2 separate regions of the Homo sapiens genome follow, and region 2 is linked to region 1. Evidence: read pairs that join two places in POLR2A ChIA-PET (ENCODE). Cell type or tissue: PC-9. All regions are shown on one strand.

Region 1 (5,000 bases):
AAACTCAAAATTTTTATTTATTTATTCACTTGTATTAAGTTCTGATGGTCTTTATTACCTGAATTTGGATTCTAAGCTCTATTATTATTATTATTATCCTTAATAATAATAATAGACCCCATAATAAATATCACTCACTATGGGCCCAGCATTGCGCTTTGTGCTCTGTAGGGCTTTACATAAAGACCAAATGTAATGCTGGTATTATTTCATAGATCGGGAAATTGAAGTTTAGAAGGATTAGTAACTTTGTGTCCACAGTCATAAAGTAAGAAAAGACAAGACAGGGTTCAGGATGCCAAAATATGTGTTCCTAAATACTCTAAATACACCACAAATAACTCTGAACTTTTTAAAGGTCTATGTTCTATAAATAATGAGATCCTTGCTACTTTGACTAGGCCTTTGAAGAAAAGAAGCCAGTGAGAATTAAGCCCCCTGACATAGATGCAATACCTCTTGGGAAAGCTAACCACCTTTGGCCTTTGAACTACATCTAGGGCCAGGAGTGTTCCAGGCTTTGACTACTCTAGGCTTGCAAAGCTGCCATCCAGACATCCTGATCATCAGATTCCCAGACACCCAGCCCAACTGCTCCAACTCTCTCAGGACAGGAAGAGGGATGAGGACTAGCTAAGCTATGCTGCTCCAGAGGAGCTACTGAAACCAGGACCCCCATCCATCCAGAAGAAATGAAGCCCTGGAATCATAGAGTGCTGCCCTAGAATCAGGAATCGAAGAATGTGGTGGTGGGAGTGGGTGACTAAAGCCAAATAGGGCCGGGCGCCGTGGCTCACGCCTGTAATCCCAGCACTTTGGGAGGCCAACCAAGGCGGGCAGATTGCCTGAGCTCAGGACTTCAAGACTAGCCTGGGCAACATGGTGAACGCCGTCACAAAAAAGTTCCTGTTGTTTCCCATGATTAGATTCAGATTATACACTGCACTCCATTTTTACTTATTACATATTTTACTTTAATCCAAAAAAACCCACAGCCGAATCTATTCTATATATTATCGCAACAGAGAATCTTCCAAGTAGGCATCCAGACATCCTCAGTGTTGTAAATATCTACAATTATACTAAAATTATCCTCTACCATAATCACATAATGCCATAAGCATTTGTTTCCACTGAGAGAACAGTCTTTATGACCTATACGGGAATGCTCTTTGTGACTTTTCCTTTGAGAAGAAAGGATGGATTGAGATAGGAGTCACTTAGTCTCGATGTCCCCCAATGTAGAATGCAGTACAGAATAGTATTGAAGAATGTGCATAGGAAGCCTTCATTTGAGTTTCCCCACTCATAAGTAGATATTTACTAGAGGAAGATTACATGCCAAGTTCTACCAGAAGTGAGGATTCATCAGTGGAGAAGACAGGCACAACTGACTTAAAGAAGGCTGGCTCTTGGTCCTCCAATCCAAGACCTGCTCTTCCCTGTTTTCCACAAGTCGGCAAATACAGTAATGTTACCATTTAGCTGCACTTTCCTAAGAAATATCAAAATTAAATTGCAACTGTTTCTAACCAGCTGAAGATAACAAACAACCATGAACTTTTTGTAATCCAGGAGGCCAGACCCTTTATCAGCCTAACTGAAGACCCTTGCCTAACTAATAAATAGAAGAATTTTTTTTTTTTTTTGAGACGGAGTCTCACTCTGTCGCCAGGCTGGAGTACAGTGGCATGATCTTGGCTCACTGCAACCTCTGCCTCCCGGGTTCAAGTGATTCTCCTGTCTCAGCCTCCCGAGTAGCTGGGACTACAGGCGCCCGTCACTCCACCCAGCTAATTTTTGTATTTTTAGTAGAGACAGGGTTTCACCATGTTGGGCAGTATGGTCTCAATCTCTTGACCTCGTGATCTGCCCGCCTCCGCCTCCCAAAGTGCTGGGATTACAGGCGTGAGCCACTGTGCCCAGCCCTTTGTATTATTCATATTCTTGCAACTTTTCTGTATATTTGAAATGATTTCCAAATCAAAAGTTTGAAGAGGTTGAATGAAAATATAGGTCCTGCACAGCACATCTTGGGGAGAAAGACTTTAATCATTGAGAATGATTAATGGGCCAGGTCTTATCATAAAACAAGAGCCCAGTCAGCCCTTCCTATGACTCTTCTGACTGGAAACTTTCTTTCTTCAGCAGAATCAAAGCCAGAAGTCCATACCTGCCCTTCTTGCCCTCTGGCCTTTGGCAGTCAGCAGTTCCTCAGCCAAGATGAGCTACACAATCATCCTATTCCAGGTTTCCATGCAGGAAATCAACTCCACCCAGGAAATCCCTGCCCAGAGGATCAGCCACAGTCACAACATCCTTCTGATAAAAATCACAGGGGGGCTGAAGCAGAAGATCAACGAGTGGAAGGAGGCGTCAGACCCTTGTTTTGGAGTACAAATGAAAGGGGGGCTTTAGTGGGTTTCTCTAGCCTGTTCCAGAGACCACCAATAAGCTCTTGGGGAGGCAACAGAATATTAGAGATACAGCTCAGTCCAGCCCAGAATGCAAGCTCTGAGGAAGTAGACAGAATTTCCAAGAGGGCAGAAACCCCAGGGTTTGGAGCAGTCACGTTTGGGGAGTGTGCACTAGCTTTTAACCAGAAGTCAAACCTGTTCAGACAGAAGGCAGTCACAGCAGAAAAATCTTCAGACAAAAGGCAGTCACAGGTGTGCAGGGAGTGTGGGCGAGGCTTTAGCAGGAAGTCACAGCTCATCATACACCAGAGGACACACACAGGAGAAAAGCCTTATGTCTGCGGAGAGTGTGGGCGAGGCTTTATAGTTGAGTCAGTCCTCCGCAACCACCTGAGTACACACTCCGGGGAGAAACCTTATGTGTGCAGCCATTGTGGGCGAGGCTTTAGCTGCAAGCCATACCTCATCAGACATCAGAGGACACACACAAGGGAGAAATCGTTTATGTGCACAGTGTGTGGGCGAGGCTTTCGTGAAAAGTCAGAGCTCATTAAGCACCAGAGAATTCACACGGGGGATAAGCCTTATGTGTGCAGAGATTGAGGCCGAGGCTTTGTAAGGAGATCATGTCTCAACACACACCAGAGGATACATTCAGATGAGAAGCCTTTTGTTTGCAGAGAGTGTGGGCGAGGCTTTCGTGCTAAATCAACTCTCCTCCTACACCAGTGGACACATTCAGAGGTGAAACCTCACGTGTGTGAGGAGTGTGGGCATGGATTTAGCCAGAAGTCGTCGCTCAAATCACATCGGAGAACACACTCAGGGGAGAAGCCTTATGTGTGTGGGGAATGTGGGCGGGGATTTAGCCGGAGGATAGTCCTCAATGGACACTGGAGGACACACACGGGAGAGAAGCCTTACACGTGCTTTGAGTGTGGGCGAAACTTTAGCCTCAAGTCCGCTCTTAGTGTACATCAGAGGATACACTCTGGGGAGAAGCCTTATGCATGCACGGAGTGTGGGCAAGGCTTTATCACGAAATCACAGCTCATCAGACACCAGAGGACACACACAGGAGAAAAGCCTTATGTCTGCGGAGAGTGTGGGCGAGGCTTTATAGCTCAGTCAACCCTCCACTACCACCGGAGTACACACTCCAAGGAAAAACCTTATGTGTGCAGCCAGTGTGGGCGAGGCTTTTGTGATAAATCAACTCTCCTCGCACACGAGCAGACACATTCAGGGGAGAAGCCTTATGTGTGTGGGGAATGTGGGCGGGGATTTGGCCGGAAGATACTCCTCAACAGACACTGGAGGACACACACAGGAGAGAAACCTTACGCATGCATCGAGTGTGGGCGAAACTTTAGCCACAAGTCCACTCTCAGCTTACATCAGAGGATACACTCGGGGGAGAAGCCTTATGCATGCGTGGAGTGTGGGCAAAGCTTTAGGAGAAAGTCACAGCTCATCATACACCAGAAGATACACTCGGGGAAAAGCTTTAGAGGTGCAAGGAGTGAGGATGTGATTTTAGCAACAAGTCAGCCATCAGCCACACCAGCGGAAATGCTTAGGGAGAAGCCTTGTTTGTAAGGTAATGTGGACAGAGCTGTACGTGGACATCATTACTTGTCACGTGTCAGAGGACACACTCGGGAGAAACCTTCATGGAGTGAGAGTAAGGTGTTGGCTGGAAGTGGCCCCTTAAGAGATACTTGGAGTCAAATCTATCCACTGTACGCCCACCCCACTCTTGTTCTAAGAGCTTTGGGGACAGTCTTTTGACCCCTTACATTCCTTTAGATGTGAAGATGACAGAGATCTAACTTCTGAGAGCAGAGGTGTCAAGTGACGGTCCCCTTGGAGGAATGGTCTTTGCATCTGACTACTTCCTTCTGCAACTGTGTTCTTCCATTAGCTTCCATGACACTCTCCTGCTTTATTTTTTTCTACATCTCTAGCCTTTGCTGTTTCCTCTCCTACCCCACCTTTAGATTTTACTCAGAGTTCAGTCTCCAGCCCTACAATCTGAGGGACACCTTTACCAGGTCCCCTTCCTAACCCTCCAGTCCCAAATCCAAGATTCTTTAACCACACTCTAAAAGTTCTTCAGACTCAGGACTTAAACATAGCCACGCCACCTTGGCCTTCAATGACAGGGATCTAGCAATGCTGCATCATCAGCCTTCCAATACCAGGTTTAAGGGTATTTTAAACACAGCTCCTCTTAAATCCTCCAATCTCAGTACCCAGTGTTTTAGCCATGCTCGGGTGGCTAAATTACATCCAGGAATGGTGCCAGGGCCTTTAGCCATTTGTCTCTCCTCACACTCCAGGGCCCATATGGCCCAGGTTCTGACAGTTTGCCTTACTCCCTTGGGCTGGGGCTAGCCCTACCTGATACCCTGTGTCAATGAGTGTACCTTGGAGAGCTATCCACTCAGGCCCCAGTGCCTCTATTTGCTAAGGGACTCTGCCACAGAAAAGAAGGGGAGAGATGTTCATGTAACCTCAAAATACTTAGGCTTGGTTTTGATGCTAGAGAGGAAAAAGGACTTGGAGAGAGAGAAGGAATGG
Region 2 (5,000 bases), 310 kb before region 1:
GAACTTTGTTTTCTGCCACATGAAAATCTTTAAAGCTTATGCTGACGCATATCTGAATGCTTGTCATCAAAGTGTGCAGTAAAAAAAAAAAAGGCAGTTTAAGAAAATTTGAGCATTTCAAAGAAAGCACTTTTAAAAATGTATATACATGAAGGTGGCCGGGTGTGGTAACTCACACACCTGTAATCCCAGCACTTTTGGAGGCCAAGCGGGTGGATCACCTGAGGTCAGGAGTTCGAGACTAGCCTGGAGAACCCCCGTCTCTACTAAAAATATAAAAATCAGCCGAGCGTGGTAGCACACACCTGTGGTCCCAGCTACTTGGGAGGCTGAGAGGCAGGAGAATCGCTTGAATCTGGGAGGCGGTGGTTGCAGTGAGCCAAGATTGTGCCACTGCACTCCAGCCTGGGCAAAAGAGCGATTTTCAAGGGAAAAAAAAAAAAATGTGGCTGGGCGCAGTGGCTCACGTCTGTAATCCCAGCACTTTGGGAGGCCGAGGTGGGCAGATCACAAGGTCAGGAGATCGAGACCATCCTGGCTAACACGGTGAAACCCCGTCTCTACTAAAAATACAAAAAGAAATTAGCCGGACGTGGTGGCGGGAGCCTGTAGTCCCAGCTACTCAGGAGGCTGAGGCAGGAGCATGGCGTGAACCCGGGAGGTGGAGCATGCAGTGAGCCAAGATCGCGCCGCTGCACTCCACCCTGGGCGACAGAGCGAGACTCCATCTCAAAAAAAAAAAAAAAAATGTATATACATGAAGAACATTTTGCTATATCATGAAATAAATGTAGCGCTGTAAGATAAAGGAAGATGAATATAAATGGAGTTTTGGCCATTTTTATTTTTTTTTGAGATGAAGTCTTGTTCTGTTGCCCAGGCTGGAGTGCAGTGGTGCAATCTTGGTTCAATGAAACCTCTGCCTCCTGGGTTCAAGCAATTCTCCTGCCTCAGCCTCCCAAGTAACTGGGATTACAGGCACTCACCACCATGCCCAGCTAACTTTTTGTATTTTTAGTAGAGACAGGGTTTCATCATGTTGGCCGGGCTGGTCTTGAACTTGGGATCTCAAGTGATCCGCCTGCCTCGCCTCCCAAAGTGCTGGGATTACAGGTGTGAGCCACCATGCCCGGGCAGAGTTATGCCCATTTTGCCCCTCCACATGCTGCAGCCATCTTTAACCTGTTTAACTTAATGATTATAGTTTTGTTTTTCTTTTTTCATCTTATTCAGTATATTTCAGGCTATTCAGCAGATGCTTGTGATTCTGGAGGTTCAAATCACTGGTAAAAGTTTATTCTGTTTCCTCAGTTTTTCAGGAGCTTTTCTCCATTAAATGATCTGCTGCCTAAAGTACCCTCTGTCTTCCTCATCAACAGGCGCTAAATTCAAAAAGTACCTTACTGAAACTTTTTTGTTCATAACTTTCATTGTTGGAGTTAGGTCATATCCTGCTAACAACAGTCTTATTGATCAGTTGTAACCCCATATGTTGTGTTTTTATTCTTACTTATAAGAGGTAAATTTTTGTAACAGTCACATCCTTTAAATGATACTTCATTATATTCAAATTCTATATGTAGACAATCTTCAATGCCCACTTCCATCAGGATAGCTGGCAAGTTGGTGAACAGTAAGATCACATTCTTTTTACCAAGTCTGTCAGTCTTCTTACTACTAACACTTCAATACATCAAGAGGACATTAGCACCAATGTAAGATTCTCATGACTTTTCAACATGTATAAATTCCAAATGACAACTTCTGAGTCAGCTCTCCAGGTAAGGCTAGTTCTTTCACTAGGTTTACAAACTCTTGAATATTACTCTTATCATAGAAAAGTTCAATTTGACGTACAAATTCAATTCTAATGTTGTGGTGCTCTAGCTCTTTCTAGACTCTTTCACCTTTCCTGAAACAGATTCTCCATCATAGAGGAGATGGTGTTTTTCTACTTCGCCATTTTCAGTTTTCACTTCTGCCATTTTCTTTGTTTCCTTATCATTAAGGACAATATCAATCTCACAAATCAGACCAAAAAAGCCTCCAAAAAACCTCACTGTCAGTGATACTGCCACATCCCCCAATACTTCACTCCTCTTCCCTCAGAACTCCAAGCCCCTGGCTCCCATCACATGACCTTGGCCCTCTGAAGCTGGAACTTCTATTTGAGGACTGATAAACAGCCAGCAGGCCAAGCACAGTGGCTCACACCTATAATCCCAGGACATTGGGAGGCTGAGGCCGGAGGATTGCTTGAGCTCAGGAGTTTGAGACTAGCCTGGGCAACACAGCAAAACCCTGATTCTATTAAAACAAACAAACAAACAAAAATATAGCCAGCAATGGATACAATGACTATGGGGCTGAGCATGTCCTCATTCCTCATTTTAGAACAAGGGTGAGAGTTTCACCCTCTGACATAGCTGTATCTTGTTAGGTAGAAACATAAGAGTTTCATTGTTATATGGGAGCTCAAATGTGTGTAAAGTGCATATGGAAGCTAAGTAGCCAAAATAATAGGCTATGCAAGTAATCAATATATTGCCTCTCAATTCCAAATCTACCTTTCATTGCCCTGCCTGTAATAATGTAAACATTTCTTCCTAGAGAGCGGGCATGATGACACTAAGCTTAGTAGAGGGCATGGAAGGAAAGGGTTTCTCTTCCTGGTTCTAGTGTGCTTTTGCATCTTCTTACTTCCATGGTGCTCTGCTGGTGTGCAGAACACCCCATGGTGCTCATCCCAACAAGCTTTAGTGGGCATTCTCATGGACATCTTCCCAGGCAAGTTCCACCAGTGCCTCAAACAGGCTTGCTGGTGATGCCGCAGCACCCCCAAGTACAGCTTCCTGCTTAACTACCTTTGAGGTAGAAGACCAGCAGGACTTAATTTCCTGTCGCACCCTGCTGATTGGAACAAGATCTGGCTGAAACCAGCAGATGCTGACAAAAGTAACCTCGAGTTGCCCTCAGGGTTTATTAGCATAAAGACACTCCTACCAGTGCCATGGCAGTTTACAAATGCCATGGCAACAGCCTAGAAGTTACCTTATCTGATTCCCAGAAACTTCCAGCCCCTTTTCCAGAAAGTTCTAAATAACCTGCCTCTTAATTAGCATGTAATTAATAACAGATATAAACAGCTAGCTAGCAGCTCACAGACACCGATTCTGGGCACACTGCCTATGGGTTAGCCCTGCTCAGCAAGAAGCAGCACTGGTTCAATAAAAGTTTCTTTCTCTCACTACTGGCTCACCCTTAAATTCTTTCCTGGCAAAGCCAAGAACCCTCCTGGGTTAAGCCCCAGTCTGGGGGCTTGTTTGCCCCACATCACCCTGACCTGCAGCAACTCAGCAAACATCTTTACTACCAAATGGAGACTTCCTCCAAGATATGCAATCAGCTTTGGGGGCAGGGTGGGGGAGGGGCGCATACTTTTCCAAATTTGTTATTTCTTTGTGTACTCTGCCCCAGCCCTAAGGGTAGTGACTATTCCCTATATCTGTCATTCCTGTATTCTTTAGAGTTCTCTTTACCCCTATAGTAAATTCTCTGTTCAATTTATGGTGTAGCTTCTGTCTCCTGAATAGACTCTGATCCAAATATTGGCCATTAAAAACAGCATAAATCTACATAATAGGAAAGAGTGGAAGAAAAAATGAAAGATGTTTAACCCAAAGAAAATAAATCAGAAGGCAAATGTTAATCTCTAAATGTCTAAAAAGCTATCACCTACCGCAGAACATACTGTATCTCTGTTGCTCAGCACTAACAGCAGCAGCAGAAACAGCAGAATGCCTGTTCGTTTTACACAGAAAAACTGAAGACCAGAAATATTAATTTGTTAAATAGAAAGCAAAATCCTTCAATGAAGACCTCTAAGGAGTCTAATGTTAATACTTAAGTTTACAGTTGACATAGTTTTGCATCTTCTCATTTCATTTTAAATTGCTGAAAACCCACTGGAGGGCCAGGCTTGCCAGTTTTTTGCAGTGAGAGTCCTAAGTTAATTTTTTCACAAGAAACAAAACAAAAAAACTCTTCTTTCAGTCTGCCTGGAGCTCACTTTTGAAGTTTCACCTCCAGTTTTGTCCTCTAGAAACAGAGCATTTCTGCTTCACAATGGACCAATATGCTCCAGTTACATCCGATTAAAATACTGTTACACAACCAATTAAGTAGGAAAAGGGGCTGATGGTCAAACAGAATGATTTAACAAAAGTATATAATGGGTTGAACTGTAAGAACTTTCTATGTGGACATTAATCATCATTCTAATATCATCTTACATTTAAATATTAACCCCTTCAACGAGGTTTCAAAGCACTGAAAATAATTTCTGTCACTTCAGGCAAACAACTATTTTTATAGAGCTCTCCTTTTACACAGCAGGAATCTTAGCCTCAAAGAGGGCAAACAACTTGCCTAAGAAATCAAAGCTAGTAGGTGCTCTATCCACAGCTTCCTCAAAATTTAAACAAATTCATGACAGATAACATATTTCCAGAAAGATGCGTACCAATAACCTGGCAAGAATTATTACGATTGTATCTGGTCTTGTTTTTAAGTTTCTTTTCCCATGTGAGGCCAGAAACAAATAGATATTAAAGATTATTCATTCAATAGCTACAGAGGATCTACTATCCACCAGACAGTGTTCTAGGTGCTGGGCCACAGCAGTGACCAAAACAAAAGCCCTGTCCCTCTCATAAAATTTGTTTCTATAATATCTTCTTCTGGTGGGGAAAGGCAGATGAGATAAGTAAACTATACAAATTATTAGAAAGTGACATGACAAAAGCCACGAAGAAAATTCAAGTAGAACAGTGGGACGAAAAAATAGAAGGGGTGCAATTTTTAAAAAGATAGTCGAGAAGTACTCATTGAGAAAGTGAAGAGTCAATCATGAATATATCAAAGGGAAGAACATTCCAGGCAGAGAAAACTGCTAGTGCTCAGAGCTCAAGGCAGATGCCCACCTGGCTTGTTCAAGGAAC

The links. Peaks named below come from ENCODE experiments on the same cell type or tissue, not always from the same donor. Only the 100,000 strongest peaks of a DNase experiment are listed, where the experiment ranks them.
Region 2: POLR2A ChIA-PET joins it to region 1 with 6 read pairs; 1 of 35 experiments calls an interaction of 5 or more read pairs at or near these places.

The regions. Positions count from the first base shown.
Region 1 is chr3:48,265,767-48,270,766 of GRCh38, forward strand. It overlaps ZNF589 (zinc finger protein 589), which reads left to right. Exons shown (of 4, transcript NM_016089.3): 4 at 2,149-5,000. The coding sequence ends at 3,020. Among named protein-coding and RNA genes, the nearest start is that of ZNF589, 27 kb to the left of the region's middle. In PC-9, no CTCF peak of the experiment used is centred here; a DNase peak (open chromatin) is centred at 2,735.
Region 2 is chr3:47,959,028-47,964,027 of GRCh38, forward strand. The region is part of intron 3 of MAP4 (microtubule associated protein 4); the gene reads right to left. It also overlaps the pseudogene VPS26BP1. Among named protein-coding and RNA genes, the nearest start is that of MAP4, 55 kb to the right of the region's middle. RefSeq lists a silencer at 2,918-3,027. In PC-9, no CTCF peak of the experiment used is centred here; a DNase peak (open chromatin) is centred at 2,954.